Linked DNA regions of Homo sapiens: region 1 is linked to region 2. Evidence: chromatin loops called from intact Hi-C (ENCODE). Cell type or tissue: heart left ventricle. All regions are shown on one strand. Links, peaks and the distances in the headings refer to the core of each region. The heading gives the core; the rest is flanking DNA. Region 1 overlaps QSOX1 (quiescin sulfhydryl oxidase 1). Region 2 overlaps CEP350 (centrosomal protein 350).

Region 1 (8,329 bases), core at 79-8,078, 56 kb after region 2:
GAGTGGAGGGCAATGTGAGGTGAGTTTGGGTTTGGAGCCTGGAAGGCCTTGAATGCAGTGAGTTTGGACATTATTCATTGACAGTGGGGAGTCATGGAAGAGATTTGAGGAGGAGCAAAATGTTCAGACCAGAACTGTGCCTTAGAAAACTAACCTTAGTAGCAGTGAGGAAGATAGCTGGAGTATGAAAAGATTGAGCATACTAAAACTTCTGAGAGCATGAAAGGTGGGGACTGATGCAGTGACCCAAAAATACGTCATCATCTGTCGGGCCTGGTCTAGACAAGGCAGGTGGAGAAGGAGAGGACTTTTGAAGAGGTAACACGGAGGTCAAATTCATAGGACTTGTCAGCTAACTGGATGACGGGTTTTTGAAGAGGGGGATGGTGTGGGTGGCAGGGAGGGGGACTGGTTGCTGGGTGAGGTAAACACAAGTGGCAAAGCAGGTTGAGAGAGGGGTGATTCAGTCTTGGGGATGGTGGGGGAGGGGCAGTATCCAGACACCTGAGTGGAGGCCATCAGGAAGAACCAGGAGTCTAGGACAGGTGAGGTCTGAGATGCAGAGGGTTCAGATGGCAAATCATTTGGACAAAGTCATTGGCTTTGGCAAGGGAGAAATGATAGGTTTGTTCATTGATCCCTTTATCCACTCATCATTTAGAAGCAAGATTGAGCAACTTCTTTGTGACAGTGCCTTCAACAGCTTTTTAAACAGAAGAGTGTCAGGACCTGACATGTGTCTGTAGGAGAGACCGGGGTAGGAGATGGGGGTGGACAGTGGGCACAGGAGAGCAGTCGAAAGTGAAGCTAGGACCAGGGCAAGGGGGCCAAGTAAGGCTGGTCAGTGTCAAGCCAACCAGGGGAGGGTGGCAACGTGAAAGCAACAAAGGAGAGCAACCACAAAATGTGGCACGAAAGTTGACAAATGCTCGCCATGGGAAGACAAAGCAGGCAGTAATAACATCTGTACCAGAGAGAGGCCAGGAGGGCGGGGAGAGATCACTGGAGTGGCTGAAGAGAAGGTCACCAAGGAGCTTCCCTAGAACGGCTTCAACTGAGGGTTGTGGGGATGGCCAGAGAGCAGTCTGAGGAGCAAGGGCAGACGCTGTTCCAGGAACATTGGCAGCATGGGGACACGGGAAGGAAATGCGGTTACTCGAGAAGGAAGGAGGGCCTCTCTTCATCCCCATCCTCCTTCCCTTCCCATCCTTTCCTTTTTTAAGGGTTAGACTAGAAGGATTCGAATCTATCTGTAGGCCTAGTTGGGCGGCTGTAGTAGAAAAGAGGAATGATGAGAGATGGCTAGGAAGAAGTTCCTGAAGAGCGTGAGGCGTGGGAGCCAGAACTCGGAGGAGACATTGGCCTGGGAGGTGGGTGCGAAGCTTCTGAGGACAGAAGGGAACAGCTGAGGTGCAGCAGGGCCTTCCCTTCAGCCTGCATCCTGGGGAGAGGCTCTTGGGGTCCCTGCATCCCCCTGGGCCACTCTGGCTGACCGAGGTTCCTGGTCAGACTCCAAGCTGCTTGTGGCTGCAGGGATCTTGAGGGGTTGCCTTTTTAAAATTTTTTTATTTTTTGAGACAGAGTCTCTCTCTGTCGCCCAGGCTGGAGTGCAGTGGCATGATCTCGGCTCACTGTAACCTCCACCTCCCAGGTTCAAGCAATTCTCCTGCCTCAGTCTCCTGAGTAGTTGGGATACAGGTGCATGTCACCAAATTTGGCTAATTTTTATATTTTTAGTAGAGACGGGGTTTTACCCTGTTGGCCAGGCTGGTCTCAAACTCCTGACCTCAAGTGATCCGCCCACCTCGGCCTCCCAAAGTGCTGGGATTACCGGCATGAGCCACTGCACCCGTCCTGGAGAGGCTGCCTTTTGGTAGAAGTAATGCAAGCCTCTTTTAATATGGGCACCTGCTCAGATGTGGGTGACCTGATGGTTGATGACAAAAAAATGACCATATTACTTTTCAGAGGTGAAAATAACAGCTGTAGCTGTGGGAAAGCCACCCATCTCAAGGCTTCATGATGTCAGTGTTGTTCTCATATATGTAGAAACCAGTCAAAGTGTAACCTGTCTGTAAATAAACAAGAGCACCATCACCATGAATAACTGCAGCGCAACATCACCCTCGGGTTTCTTTTTTGTTTTTAAATTTTATTTATTTTTAATTTTTAACTTTTTGTAGAGATGGGGCCTCACTGTGTTGCCTAGGGTGGTCTTGAACTCCAGGGTTCAAGTGATCCTCCCTCCTAGGTCTCCCAAAGTGCTGGGATTACAGGTGCGAGCCACTGCACCTGACCTGGTTTATTATTTGTCGGCAAACCAAACCCCAAATAGATGTATCTTCAATTTTGTTCATGAAAAAGTGTCAGTCCATAAATGCCGTAACTTACATTATCAATACGATCTCCTAATCAAGGAAATTTATGATCATTTTCTTAAGTATTAGGATAACATAATTTTAATAGGCCAATAAAATTAAATAACTGTAAAGAACGCTATTTAAATATGTGTGGTATGTATAAGTGGATGGTTTTCATCCACAATAAAAGTTTATATTAATGTTTTGAAAAGAGAGAGTAAAGCAGTGAGCAGGAGTAAGGGCCCGGGGGAGGTCACAGGGAGCAGAAGGTTGCAGATGGGGAGAGACAGGTGGCTTCTCTGCAGCCTTTGTTCCTCATGTGGGAGAGGGTAGCAGGTGGCTTCCAGATTTTCTGCCTACAAATGTCTGTAACAAACAAGTCCTAGCTGATCATGGTTCCTAGTGTTTAAAAGGTATGAAGGAGGGAAGGGGATGCTGGTGGTGGGTGATGATGGTACAGTTAACATGTACCAGTTCCTTGATGTATGCACTAGGTACCATGCTAAGCACTTTAGATGTATGGTCATGGAATCCTCACAAGTCTTCAAGGTAGATGGTGTCATCCTCATTTCAAAGATGAGAACACAAAGGTTCGGAGCAGTTGATGCGTTGCCCAAGGTCACACAGCAAGAGCAAAGCAGAACCAGTCCTTGAACGAGGTCTGCCAGAGCCCGGGGCCTGTTCTCAGCTGCCAGCTTGGGATAAGGCCAAACAGCTCTATCCCAAGGAGGGAGAAGGAAACCAGTGTTTGGCTGTTGGAGGCAGAAGTCCAAGGTAGTGAAAAGTGGCCCCGAGGCTAGAGTCCCACAGGAAGAAGCCTCTTCCCAGCCTGCAGGCTCTCCCCTAGGCAGTTCAGTGGCCGGCTTCCAGGACAACTCAACTGTGTTCCCTCCTGAATCGGAAGAGCGCAGGCAAAAGCCTTGGCAGCTGTCTTGCCGCCTGGGCAGAAGCCCAGATTGCCAGGAGTCAGGCTCTGTTCGGTCTGTCCTCTTGCCCCAAGGAGGTGACAGACTAGGCTTGGGGTGTCATGTACATGGGAAAAGAGGACAAAGTGGTGAGTTAAATCAGCTAGTCTGTAGCAAGGCATGTTTCCCCAGGGACTCAGGTCCCCGCTTCAAGAGAACCTGTTCTGGAGACCCCTTCCTTGACTGTGTCTGCTGTGCTGGGCTGGGACTTAGTGGACAGAGACAGCAGCCTGTAAGCCCCTTTTCCCAAGTAAGGAGCAAGGGCACATTGACATAGAAGCAAGCTGACATTTCCCAAGGGACGTAGGAAGTGCCTGCACTTCATGTTTTCAGATGAGTCTGCAAAGGAAAACAGCAGTGGTACTTCATCACTCATCCATTCGATAAATATTGGTTAGTAATTACATGCTAGGTACTGTGCTGCATAGAAATGGCCCTCGAGGAGGAAAGTGTATGAACTGCTGCCCACAGGATCCATGGATGCTTCTGAGGGGTGTGGGAGGGTAACAGGGGAGGGAGCCAGTGTCCAGCTCCTAGAGCAACCTCCCCCCAACTCCCCCCAATTCACCATTTTACAGATGAAGAAACAGGCTCGGCCAGGCGCCTATAATCCTGACACTTTGGGAGGCTGAGGCGGGCAGATCACAGGTCAGGAGTTCGAGATCAGCCTTGCCAACACAGTGAAACCCCATCTCTACTAAAAATACACACAAAAAAAATTAGTCGAGTGTGGTGGTGGGCGCCTGTAGTCCCAGCTACCTGGGAAGCTGAGGCAGGAGAGTCCCTTGAACCTGGGAGGCAGAGCTTGCAGTGAGCCGAGATCGCGCCACTGCACTCCAGCCTGAGCGACAGAGCGAGACTCTGTCTCAAAAAAAAAAAAAGAAAGAAAGAAAAAAGAAACAGGCTCAACAACATTAAGTGATTTGCCCAGCCACCGCATTGAATAAGTAGGCAGATTTTCAGAGCAGGCCTGCGTGGCTGCACTCTTGGCCACTATCTATTACTGATGCCCACCTGTGTGTTTGCTTCCAGTTCTTCAAGGCCTTTACCAAGAACGGCTCGGGAGCAGTATTTCCAGGTGGGTGCCCAGCTCTGGTTGTCCTGTTAGCATCTTCCTCCCCCAACCTCCCTCTTCACCTGGGTTTCTATTGGGGTGGAGAAAGCCCTGGCAGTCGGCAGGGTCGAGGGTGAGGCGGTCCCCACGGGAAGCCTAACTTGTGTCTTCCCAAAACTATCCTCCCAGTCAGCTTTAGGGAAAGGCAGGATGAAGAAGCCCTTCAGGTTGGACATATCCAGGGCCCTAGGGTCGGGGCAGGGGCACCATGTTCCCAGAAGAGCTCTTCTGTCACAATGGGGTTGGCGCCCAGAGAGCAGACCAGAGCCCTTGGGGAAAGTCCTGACGACTCCCAGTTCTGAGGGATTCTTTCCTGTCTGAGGGATGGGTGTCCTTGCACTACTTGGGGCCACAGGAGGACTACTCAAGCCCCATTCTTCTAGCACAGGGAAGGACTGACGCCTCGTCTGTCTCTGTCAGAGCTGGCTGTGCCCTCGGCCCTTTGTTTCTGGGAGTGAAGGTGGCCAGTGTGCTGTGGAAGCAGCTCTGCTCTCCTGACACTCCGCTCACGCCTGTTTTCATTTACAGTGGCTGGTGCTGACGTGCAGACACTGCGGGAGAGGCTCATTGACGCCCTGGAGTCCCATCATGACACGTGGCCCCCAGCCTGTCCCCCACTGGAGCCTGCCAAGTACTTTGGGCTGGGGCAGGCTTAGTGCATTGTGGGCCAGGATCCCAGGCCTGGGAGTGAGAGGGTGGTGGGAACAGCAGGGCGGGGACCCCAGTTTATTTTCCTTGCTGCCTTTGCCTGTGGGGCTCACACACCAGTCTGCTGGAGCTACTCCAGAACCAAGTGGCAGCTGATGGCTGGTGGTGGGCTTCCTATCGCACAGGTCCTGCTGAAGAGCCCTGTTTTTCTGGGGCTGACTGATGGTGCAAGGGTCCATCCCACCAGGTGGGAAGGAAAAGATGGATGGGGCTTCTCCAGGTTGTACCTGCTGCTGTTTCTTGCTACCTTCCCTCAAAATGTTTGCGGGACGCAGCAGGATTTCACATGCTCTATCCCCGGGAAGGCCACTGAGAGTCAGAATGGCATGAGGAGGAAAAAGGAGATCAAATATTTTGAGGGAAATTGGGGGGAGGTGGAGAGAAGGTGGTCATGCCTGGGGCATGGGGGTGGCCCCTGGCTCTCTGTATGGCAGAGCATCAGGTGCAGTGGCCGGTGCTCTGTATCTGTCAGCCAGGCAAGCTTCCCAGCTTGCCTCTTTTCCAGGAAAATGAAGACAGTAAGGTGCATGGTCTTGCCCATACTTTCCCAAAGAAGAGACAGCTAGATTAAAAACACTAGGCCCCCCACTTCTGGATCAGAACTCAAGATAGGATAATGCCCACCTCGGAGGACTCTTGCCAAGAAGGAACAAATCCATGTACCAGCAGGAGCTGCTAGAGGGAGCCCAGCCTTGTACACAGTGGAGGCCCCAGGTGCTAAGAAGGCCTCACAAGGCCGCTGTTGGTGCGCAGAGGCTCTCTTAAAAGTTTGTGTGCAGGTGCTCTCAGAGACATGGCCCTGCTGAGAGATTGTGTTTCCAAGTGTCAGTTGGGGTTGAATCCAACTCACAATGACTCCTTTGTCATCTTTCCCAATTTTCCATCCTCCAGAGGGCCTCCAGGGGACCCTGGATACAGCATAGTCTTTATGTGGTTTGGGGTTCCACAGCCAGACCCTGTCTCTCCAGAAAACACCCATGTCAGCCTGTGCCCTGGTCCTTGCTGCTTCTATTTCTCAATGACTGTGTTTCCATCTCCCTCCTTACACACACACGTACATCCTCATGGCACATTTTCAGCCCTGGGGTATCTCAAAAGCAACAGCTCAAGCAATCCTGCCAAGGTCTCTCAAAGTGATCCTTTTTTTTTTTTTTTTTTGGAAGACAGAATCTCGCTCTGTTGCCCAGGCTGGGAGTGCAGCGGCACGATCTTGGCTCACTGCAACCTCCACCTCCTGGGTTCAAGCAATTCTGCCGCCTCAGCCTCCCGAGTAGCTGGGACTACAGGCGCCTGCCACCAAGCCTGGCTAATTTTTTGTATTTTTAGTAGAGATGGGGTTTCACCATGTTGCCCAGGGTGGTCTCAAACACCTCAGCTCAGGCAATCGGCCTGCCTTGGCCTCCCAAAGTACTGGGATTACAGGCATAAGCCACTGCACCCAGCCCAAAGCAATCCTTTTAAAGAACTTTAGGAAGGAGGTAGAGATGTGTGATGAAAGGTGAGCTGCCTCTTCTGAAGTCTGAGGGTGGGAGTGGGGAAAGGGGTACTGGCCCCCATGTAGGTTGTGCTCTTCTGCCAGCCTAGGGAAGACCCAGGGAAGAGGTCTGAGAGGCTGGCCACCTGATGCCACCCTAAAGGCTCAACACCTCTTTTCCTCCACCCCAGCGGGGTGCACTCTGGCCCTCACCTGTCTAGCATATCCATTTGGACTGTCACTGGCTGGGCTCCAGCATCAATACCATGTTTTTGTTTGTTTTGTTTTGTTTTGGATATGTTTTGTTTTGTTTTGGAAACTGGGCCTCAGTTTCCTCATCTTAAAATAAGGAGATTGGGTTAGAGATATAGATGGCTTCTAAGGTCTCCTGAACCCAAGGCTTTCTGATTCTTTCATTGCTTTTTAATGCCTGCTCTAGGGAGGAAGGAGCACATCTCCCCCTTGGTCGTGACTTGTCACAGTTCCAGACTTATAGCTGTTGGGTTCTAATACCCCCCAGCTCTCAGGGGACCAATAAAAACCACATCCAGTCAGCCTGGGCCTGCCCCAGCACATGGAGACAACTGGTCTCAAAGCAGCCCTTCCCAGTCCCCCTCCCCACACGGCCTCCTACCCACTTCCGACTCTTTTTGTTTGTTTGTTTGTTTTTTGGAGACGGAGTTTTGCTCTTGTAGCCCAGGCTGGAGTGCAATGGTGCAATCCCAGCTCACTGCAACCTCCACTCCCCGGGTTCAAGTGATTCTCCTGCCTCAGCTGGGATTACAGGTGCCCGCCACCACACCCAGCTAAATTTTGTATTTTTAGTAGAGACGGGCTTTCACCATGTTGGCCAGGCTGGTCTCGAACTCCAGACCTCAGGTGATCCACCCGCCTCAGCCTCCCAAAGTGTTGGGATTACAGGCGTGAGCCACCGCACCCGGCCCACTCCTGACTTTTAAAAAGAGACAGGAAGCAAAAACAAAACCAAGCACCCAAGGTAGGTCAGATGAAGAGCCAGGGTTAGATAACAAGAGCAACATCCTTTGAGACTAAAGGTTTGGTTGACTCCCTTGGAGGGCCCTGTGTGGAAGCGGAGGAGGGCGGGATGGCCATACCTGCAGCACTGCATCACCAGCGTCTGGCGTTGCCAGCGGTTTTGTCTTATTTCTGCTGGCTGTGCAGAGTGACTGCCAGAATTGTCTCTTGCAGGCTGGAGGAGATTGATGGATTCTTTGCGAGAAATAACGAAGAGTACCTGGCTCTGATCTTTGAAAAGGGAGGCTCCTACCTGGGTAGAGAGGTGAGCTGCCCTGAAGTTCCCTGCAATTCTTGGATAGCCATGGAGAGAGAGCCCCAGTTTGGGAGCAGGGCTTTTCCTGCCAATTCTAGGGTCTTGGCTGCCTGGGTCTTTTAGCCTGGCATTGGCCTGACCCCTGCTGGGAGCCATGGGAAGTGCAGGAGCTGGACCTTTGCGTTTCAAAACCTTGCTGTTTATTCTTATCTCCTTCACGGAAATCAAATATAACACCTGCTGTTATTGAGCATTGGACCAGATTGCTGACACACGTAGCTGCTAATCCCCAAAATTAATGAAGGTGATCAAATAGCATGCCCAAGATCACACAGCTAGTAAGTTGGTAGAAGAGGGCTTTGAACCAGGTCCGTCTGGCTCCAAAGCCAATGTTGTTTCCACAGTGTCCCACTCCAT
Region 2 (8,329 bases), core at 237-8,236:
TGCAGACATGAAAAAATAAACCCGTTTACTGTGTGCGTGTAAATAGCCTGGTCATCAGGCCATTTTCAGCCAATAGTCACATCCAGTGCAATTTTGCACCGAACACTTAAGGGTGTGGTTTGTAAGTACGATCTGTAAAATAACTGGGATGAATTCCCATGTATACCTGTGTAAATAGATTTGTTAACTGAAATATACTTTAAGAAAGATAAAATCTGTAAATAAACTGATTTATAAATTAATTTCATGTCAGGTCTCCATTTTTTCCCTCCTGAGCCAACTTCAGAAAATTAGTCCCCATAAAATACATCTGATTGCTTATTTAGTCATAGGGTGCTGATGCTTGGACAGTACAATCAGGTAAGCTGTGGATAAGAGCTATTTACCTGCACATAAATGCCATCAGCACATACATTTGAGCAGCCTGGGCTTTGCTCCCACACTCATTGATTCAGCAGATAGCCACTGAGCAACTTTGTGTTCTGAGTACTGTGCTGAGTGCTGGAAACATAGCAAAAAAGACAGACATGGTCCCTGATCTCAAGAAACTTAATGTCTAATGAAAGCCACCAAAAGATATTTTGAAAACCTGTGTGACAAGTTCTAACAAGTGCTGCACAGGAAGCATACATAAGATTTGAGAATATCTTAATAAAAGGACCCAACAAGGGTAGAGTGAGTCAGGGAAGAGTTCTCTGATAAATTATAACTGTTTTATGAGCTTCTTCCTTCTAATTCATGGCAAATGCCATTTCTCCCAAATGACCTAAATTTTGATAACCCTTGCAAAATAACACATGGAAGAGTCACACTCAAGTGGACCACAAAGAAGAAGTGCAACCAGCTGATGCCCAGGTGTGGAGGCTGTAACTTATTTCTGGAAATATGAGCTTGGAGGAGAATGAAGCTGAAGTGATAGAAGAATAAAAACAATCCAAGGATGGAAGTGTACAGCACTCAAGATAATGAATTGTCTCTGGTCTGACAAATCGGAAGTGGTAACCACCATCATCTTACCTGAATTCCTCTAGTTTCCCCCAGATGGCCATCCCTGCTATATCTTTAATCCCTACCACAACCATGAACATTTCGGAAATTCTCAGAAAAAGATTGGCCCCAAATTACAGTAGGTCCTAAGAAATTCTTCCTCTCATAAAACAGATAGTTGAGACTGGGCATGGTGGCTCACACCTGTAATCCCAGCACTTTGGGATGCCAAGGCAGGAAGATTCCTTGAGCCCAGAAGTTCGAGACCAGCCTGGGCAACAGGGTGAGGCCCCATCTCTCCAAAAAACTTTTTTTTTAATTAGCGGGGCACAGTGGCACACACCTGTGGTCCCAACTACTTGGGAGGCTGAGGTGAGAGAATCCCTTGAACCCAGGAGGTCAAGGCTGCAGTGAGCCGTGTTCATGCCACTGTACTCCAGCCTGGGCAACAGAGTGAAACCTGTCTCAGAAAAAAGAAACCAGGTGTTTGAGTCCCTACTATGTGCCAGATACTGTGGTTGGTGCTGAGGACACAATAGTACAATAGTAATAACAAATAGAATCTTGGAAAAAAGACCAAATACCTGTAACCTTGAATCAAAATATATGAAAGTGGCAGTCAAGAGGATGGCAGTTGACATGGCAGAGCCAAGAACAATGAGACCAACACTGGGAGAAGTACAGTGGTGAATGTCTCCAGGAGGGAAGCCAGTCACGCCCCACATAACGGTCAACAATGGGCCGTATGTACAGCGTGGTCCCGGAAGATTCTGTATAATGGAGCTGAAAGTGTTCTATCACCTAAGGAGGTCATAGCCATTGTAACATTGTAGTGTGACACATTACTCGCGAGATTATGGTGACGCTGGCTGGTGTAAACGAACCTACTGTGCTGCCAGTTGTATAAAAGTATACAGTAATGTCCTAGCCATTCATGTTCACTCCCCACTCACCCACAGCAGCCTCCAGTCCTGCAAGCTCCATTCATGGTAAGTGCCCTATATACACATTCCATTTTCTATCTTTTATACTGTGATTTTACTGTTTTCTATATTTAAGTTTGTTTAGATACCACAAATTCTTACCATTTGTGTTACAACTGCCTACAACGTTCAGTACAGTAACATGCTGTACAGCTTTGTAGTCTAGGAGCAATAGACTACACCATATAGCGTAGGTGTGTAGCAAGCTATACCATTTAGGTTTGTGTGAGTGCATTCTACGATGTTCACACAACAATGAAGTCACCTAACGATGCATTTCTCAGAACATATCCCAGTGGTTAAGCATGCATGACTCTGCTGAGGAGAAACAGCTAATGCCCTACAAAGTCCCAGCAAAGCTCAGGAATTGGAGGCACTGGCTGCCACAGTAAAAGGTGCAAAACACGGAGATTGTTTCACCATTCGCTGGGTGTCCAGGCTGTGCAGCCAAGGTCAAAAGGCAGATACGTGCCTCCCAGGGAAGAGACCAGTGCATGACTCAAGGTCACTGAGGACAGACAACACACACATCAGGCTCAGGTGGCACAGTGTTTATTTACACCAAGAGGAGACAGTGCAGGAGGTTCAGCCCCTTGCAATGCATCAGCCCTACAAGGGCAGTAGATCCGCTCCACCGTGAACACAGGCGATGTGACTGCAAGTGCCCCACTTTGTGCTGCAGTGGAAGGACCCTCCGTCTCCGCCATGGGGTCTGAAAGGCAGAAAGCTGGGTGTGTATGAGGACCATTGACACATGAGCTTAAGCAGAACAAAGGAGTACACGTTGAGTCTGCAGTAGGACAAGATATTCCCGCTCATGGAGATAAGCCCCGCACAGGCTGTAGTGCTCTTATCTCTCAGTAAGGAAGTGTTCCAGGCCCATTCTCACGTGATTGTGCAAGGGCAGGAAGCTGCACACGATTGCCTTTCCCAACAGGGAAGAAAATAGAGAAGTTGATGGCAAGTCTGATTGGAACAGTTAGACCACCCAGGTACCCACCCCTCCCAGCGGATCCAGGTGACTGCCTGTGCTCTCTTCAGTGCTCTCAGGAGGTGAGTAATTCTCTGGAGAAGTTAAACCACAGAGGTCCTGAACTTGAGGACTCTAGACACAATGAAGCATGGAAGTCAGGCAACAGACTGAAGATAAGGATGAAGTTAAAGTTGATGGATGGAGTGAGGGACCCAGCCAGGCTTAGCCACAACCCTCTCCCACAGGAAGGAGACTGGAGGACCCTCCTCTGGAAAAACTGGCCACAGAGGAAAGGCCTATAGTTACTGTCATTTGGAGAGGTCTCCAAAGAAAAAGCTGGCTTGCCCCCAATCTCCTTCCCATGAAATCCACCAGCCAAAAAGCCCCACCCATGCGCACTGAGTTGCTCATCACATTTTTAGCACATCGCTCATATGTGAACAAATAGCCACCCATCTCCAGACTTCAGAGGGAAGGCACCAATATGAAATAGGCCAAATCAAAAAGAAAAAAGAGGGATTCTGGTGAAACAACTGCATGGCACAGAAGAAAACCTCATAAGAGATTTTCAAACTATAATTAAAATCCTCAGCTGAAATAATATTGCATCATGAAATGGGATTAGGATGCCCTAAAAGATTAACGAGTCAGAAGTCATGATTAAACTCTTGAAAATTAAAAGTAGGCAACCGTAATTCAAAATTCAATAGAAAGTCTGAAAATAAAGTTGAAGAAATCTGGAAAGTAAAACAACAACAAAAAATAGATAAAATTAGCGAACCAATCCAGGAAATCCAATGTCAAATTAACTGGATATCTAAAAAGAATAGAGAAAACACAAAACTATACAAGAAAAAATTCCAGAACTTAAATATGTGATTTTCCAGTTGGAAATGGTCTAATGAGTACCCAGCATAATAGATGAAAATAAACCCACACTAGGACATATCATTATGAAATGTCAACTCCATAGGTAAAGAAATTATCCGGCTGGACACGGTGGCTCACGCCTGTAATCTCAACACTTTGGGAGGCTGAGGCAGGTGGATCACGAGGTCAGGAGTTTGAGACCAGCCTGACCAACATGGTGAAACACCATCTCTTCTAAAAATACAAAAATTAGCCAGGCATGGTGGTGCATGCCTGTAATCCCAGCTACTCAGGAGGCTGAGTAGGAGAATCCCTTGAACTCAGGAGGAGGAGGTTGTAGCAAACCAAGATCACGCCACTACACTCCAGCCTAGGCAATGGAGACCACTCTGTCTCAAAAAAAAAAAAAAAAAAATCCTAAAAGTTTCTAAAGAGGAAAAATAAAACACCACATGTAAAAGGTTAGGAATAAAATGTCATTACTGCCCTGAAGAGCAGCATTGGAGACTTAAGAAAATAGAGCAACATTTTCAAAAACAGTAAAAATTATTTCAGCCAACCTGTGAATCCAGTGTAAAGGTAGAATATGGGCATTTTCAGAAATGCATGCTTTCAGAAAAGCATGCTTCCCATGCATCCTTTCTCAGAGGGCATCAACCATGAAGCATAAAGACTGGAGGTCCAGAAGCAGGGAATCCAACCCGGGAAAAGCGTGAGGGTGAGGGACATTCCCAGGATGACCGCTGTCTGGCAGGCCTAGAGAGCCAGCAGTCCAGTCCAGAACAGGAAGGAAGGTCTCCCGCAAGAAAGGAGGAGAGGGGAGCAAATACTCATTTTTTAACAACATGAGGAAAAAAGAGTGAGGAAAGACTTAATATTAGATTCCAAGAAGAGCGAGTAATGAAAAAATGAGGATTTGAGACCAGCCTGGCCAACATGGTGAAACCCCATCTCTACAAAACATACAAAAATTAGCTGAGCGTGGTGGTGGGCACCTATAGTCCCCACTACTCGGGAGGCTGAGAAAGGAGAATCACTTGAGCCTGGGAGGTGGAAGTTGCAGTGAGCCAAGATCATGCCACTGCACTCCAGCCTGAGTGACAGAGCAAGACTGTCTCAAAAATAATAATAATAAAAGGAAAAACAAAGCACCATACAAGTAAGGAACAACCATGGTGTGCTTCTTGGCTCAGCAATGAACAATATTTATAGTTACAATAATGTAAACATCGAATATTGTGATGTCACTACTTTGGGAAGACAGAGGAAGGGAAGTATCAGCTAAGTCTGCATCTACCCTATTAGGAAGTGTGATGGTTAATTTTATGTGTCAACTTGGCTAGACAACAATACCCAGCTATTTGGTCAAACATCAGTCTAGATGTTTCTGTGAAGATATTTTTCAGGTAAGATTAACAGTTAAATGGGTAGATTTTGAATACAGCAGATTCCCCTCCACAATGTGGTGGGCCTCTGCCTGCAGACTCCAGCTGCACATCAACTCTTTCCTGGGTCTCCAGCCTGCCAGCCTGCTCTGCAAGTTTGCTTCTCGCTAGCCCTCACAACTGCATGAGCCAATTTACATGTGCACACACACACAAATGCACATATATGTATACGCACATGCAAATCCTACTGGTTCTACTATCTGGGGAACCTTGAGTAATACAGGAAGTCAGTAGCTAAAGTCTGAAACTAATAACTCAAGAGTCAGCATATATATTTTTAATTTTTATTTTATTTTATTTATTTATTATTATTATTTTTGAGAGGGAGTCTTGCTCTATTGCCCAGACTGTAGTGTAGTGGCCTGATCTCAGCTCACTGCAACCTCTGCCTCCCAGGTTCAAGTGATTCTCCTGCCTCAGCCTCCCAAGTAGCTGGGATTACACCACACCCAGCTAATTTTTGTATTTTTAGTAGAGACGGGGTTACACCATGTTGGCCAGGCTGGCCTTGAACTCCTGACCTCAGATGATCTGCCTGCTTCAGCCTCCCAAAGTGCTGGGATTACAGACGTGAGCCACCGTGCCTGGTCAGCATATATATATATTTAATACAGAGTTGAACACCAGAACAAAGACGTTAAAATGAAATGGTTAACAATGTGTGCCCTTGGCAAGTGGGATGATGATGAGAGGAATGGGGCTGAAATTGACTCAGTGTGTGTGTGTGTGTGTGTGTGTGTGTGTGTGTGTGTGTGTGTGTCTGTGTGTATGTGTATGTTGTGTGTGTGTGTGTAAAAACCTTTTTTTGCTATGTACAAGTATCATCTGGTAATAAAAATTAATATTCTCTCCCAAATAACAAAGCATCACCAAAGAGGACATATTCCACATGTCTTAATTTCCCTCTCTGCTAAGTGCTGCACGGGGCACATTTAGATAAAATTATACTCCCTTTTATAATTTAAAAACTATTCCAATTCTATTATCTGCTGAAATTAAGAAGCTAAATTTGGGTTGGGGCTTTTTAAACAAAATATTTTTTATTTCAAGTATAAATTAGACTCAAAGTAATTAAAAAGCTTTGCTGTTGTGCATAATTTAAGTGGTATATTTAACACAATTCAAGCATTCTTAGTGCTTTTTTGTATTAAAAGAAAAAGATGTGCATTTGGTGTAGGCAGACAGTATAGGGAAAAGAATTGTCAGGTTGTGTCACTAACCAGCAGCCTCCGTGTGTCAATCTGTGTAGAACTACACCAGGGAGGCCAAGATTTCTTTCTCTTGGTTCTGTAACTCTAATTTTTTTTTTTTTTTTGAGACAGAGTTTTGCTCTTGTCGCCCAGGCTGGAGTGTAGTGGCTCGATCTTGGCTCACTGCAACCTCCACCTCCAGTTCAAGCGATTCTCCTGCCTCAGCCTCCCAAGTAGCTGGGATTACAGGCACCCACCACCATGCCTGGCTAATTTTGTATTTTTAGTAGAGATGGAGTTTCATCATATTGGCCAGGCTGGTCTCGAACTCCTGACCTTATGTGATCTGCCTGCCTCAGCCTCCCAAAGTGCTGGGATTATAGGCATGAACAACCGCACCCGGCCTGTAACTCTATTTTCTATTAAAGTATATTTTGTTGTTGTGATACTGGCACCTTTTGTGAGTATGAATCACATTTTCTTGCGCCTCTGTTTTGAACAAGAGTACCACATGGGCTGGGCATGGTGGCTCATGCCTGTAATCCCAGCACTCTGGGAGGCCAAAGTGGGTGGATCACTTGAGGTCAGGAGTTCAAGACCAGCCTGGCCAACAGGGTGAAACCCCATCTCTACTAAAAAATACAAAAATTAGCCTGGTGTGGTGGCACGCCCCTGTAATCCCAGCTACTCGGGAGGCTGAGACAGGAAAATCGCTTGAACCTGGGAGGCAGAGATTGCAGTGAGGAAGACTCTGTCTCAAGGAAAAAAAAGGGGTACCACATGAAAATATGTTTTATGCAACTTATCCTTTCACCTGAAGAATACATGTCAGGAAATCAAAACCAGTCTTTTAACTCTAAATGCGTTACAGGATTCTTAGTTTCCACAACACAAACGGGTATGTGTGATGACCCATTTTAAATACAGTCAAAATATTTTTTAAAATAATTATCATCTAAATAACTTCCCCAACTGGTCTGTCAGTGCTACTGCTACTGTTTTGAGAAAATTAATTCAAACAATTAGATGAGCCAAATGGAATTAGAACTTTGAATTCCTACTGCAAGTCTCAAAGTTGAACTTCTTCACTTAGAGAAAAGGGGTAGAAAAGGCACTTACTCAAGAATTCTGACTGGGAGTGGTGGCTCACACCTGTAATCCCAGCACTTTGGGAGGACAAGGTGGGAGGACTGCTTGAGCTCAGGCATTCAAGACCGTCCTGGGCAACATAGCAAGACCTCATCTCTACTAAAAGTAAAAAGAAAAATTAGCTGGGCTTGGTAGTGTGCACCTGTAGCCCCAGCTACTGGGGTTGGTGGGTGCTAAGATCGAGGCTGCAGTGAGCTGTGATTAGGCCACTGCACTCCAGCCTGCCTCAAATGAGGTCTCAGAATGAGACCCTGCCTCAAAAAAATTAAAAATTAAAAATAAAGAATTCCTTGGGAGCTGCAAGATTGTATTATCCCTGCTTCTGACTTGAGAGATCATTATCTTGTTAATTCTACTTCCCAAACTATACATAACATGAGGGTTTAAGAGGTATTTGCAGGATTTTTATGATTTGGGGAGACCCAGAACAGAAGATGGGAGGATCTGCTGGTTTCCAATGAAGAAGCTGAACCCTTGAAGGGTTTTGCTCTTCAAAGAGGGGCCAGCAAATGGAAACAAGATCATTTCGGTTTCTATCTCTTTGTTTATAAAAACAGCTAAGGGTTTCTCTGCCTATAGAGTAGTCGTTCTCTTGTTTCTTTACTTCTCAAATAAATAAATAAATGAAAAAGCTAAGGATCTCAATGTGTGAAATAACCATTATGAAAAGTAAATTACTGAGAAGACCTGAGGGCAAGCTAATATGCATTTAACTGTAAGAAACAAGTT

The links. Hi-C counts contacts between places; a loop is a spot of excess contacts. Peaks named below come from ENCODE experiments on the same cell type or tissue, not always from the same donor. Only the 100,000 strongest peaks of a DNase experiment are listed, where the experiment ranks them.
Region 1: a loop joins it to region 2, with 6 times the contacts of the local background. A loop is called at or near these places in 59 of 110 quality-filtered maps.

What each region holds. Positions count from the first base shown.
Region 1 is chr1:180,170,964-180,179,292 of GRCh38, forward strand. It overlaps QSOX1 (quiescin sulfhydryl oxidase 1), which reads left to right. Exons shown (of 12, transcript NM_002826.5): 3 at 4,358-4,403; 4 at 4,968-5,070; 5 at 7,831-7,921. Among named protein-coding and RNA genes, the nearest start is that of QSOX1, 20 kb to the left of the region's middle. In heart left ventricle, for the core only: a CTCF peak has its summit at 8,062 (motif pointing left); DNase peaks (open chromatin) are centred at 3,248, 4,991 and 8,058; H3K27ac peaks cover 1,055 bases.
Region 2 is chr1:180,114,634-180,122,962 of GRCh38, forward strand. CEP350 (centrosomal protein 350) reads left to right here. Exons shown (of 38, transcript NM_014810.5): 38 at 1-242. Among named protein-coding and RNA genes, the nearest start is that of QSOX1, 36 kb to the right of the region's middle. In heart left ventricle, for the core only: no CTCF peak of the experiment used is centred there; a DNase peak (open chromatin) is centred at 3,305.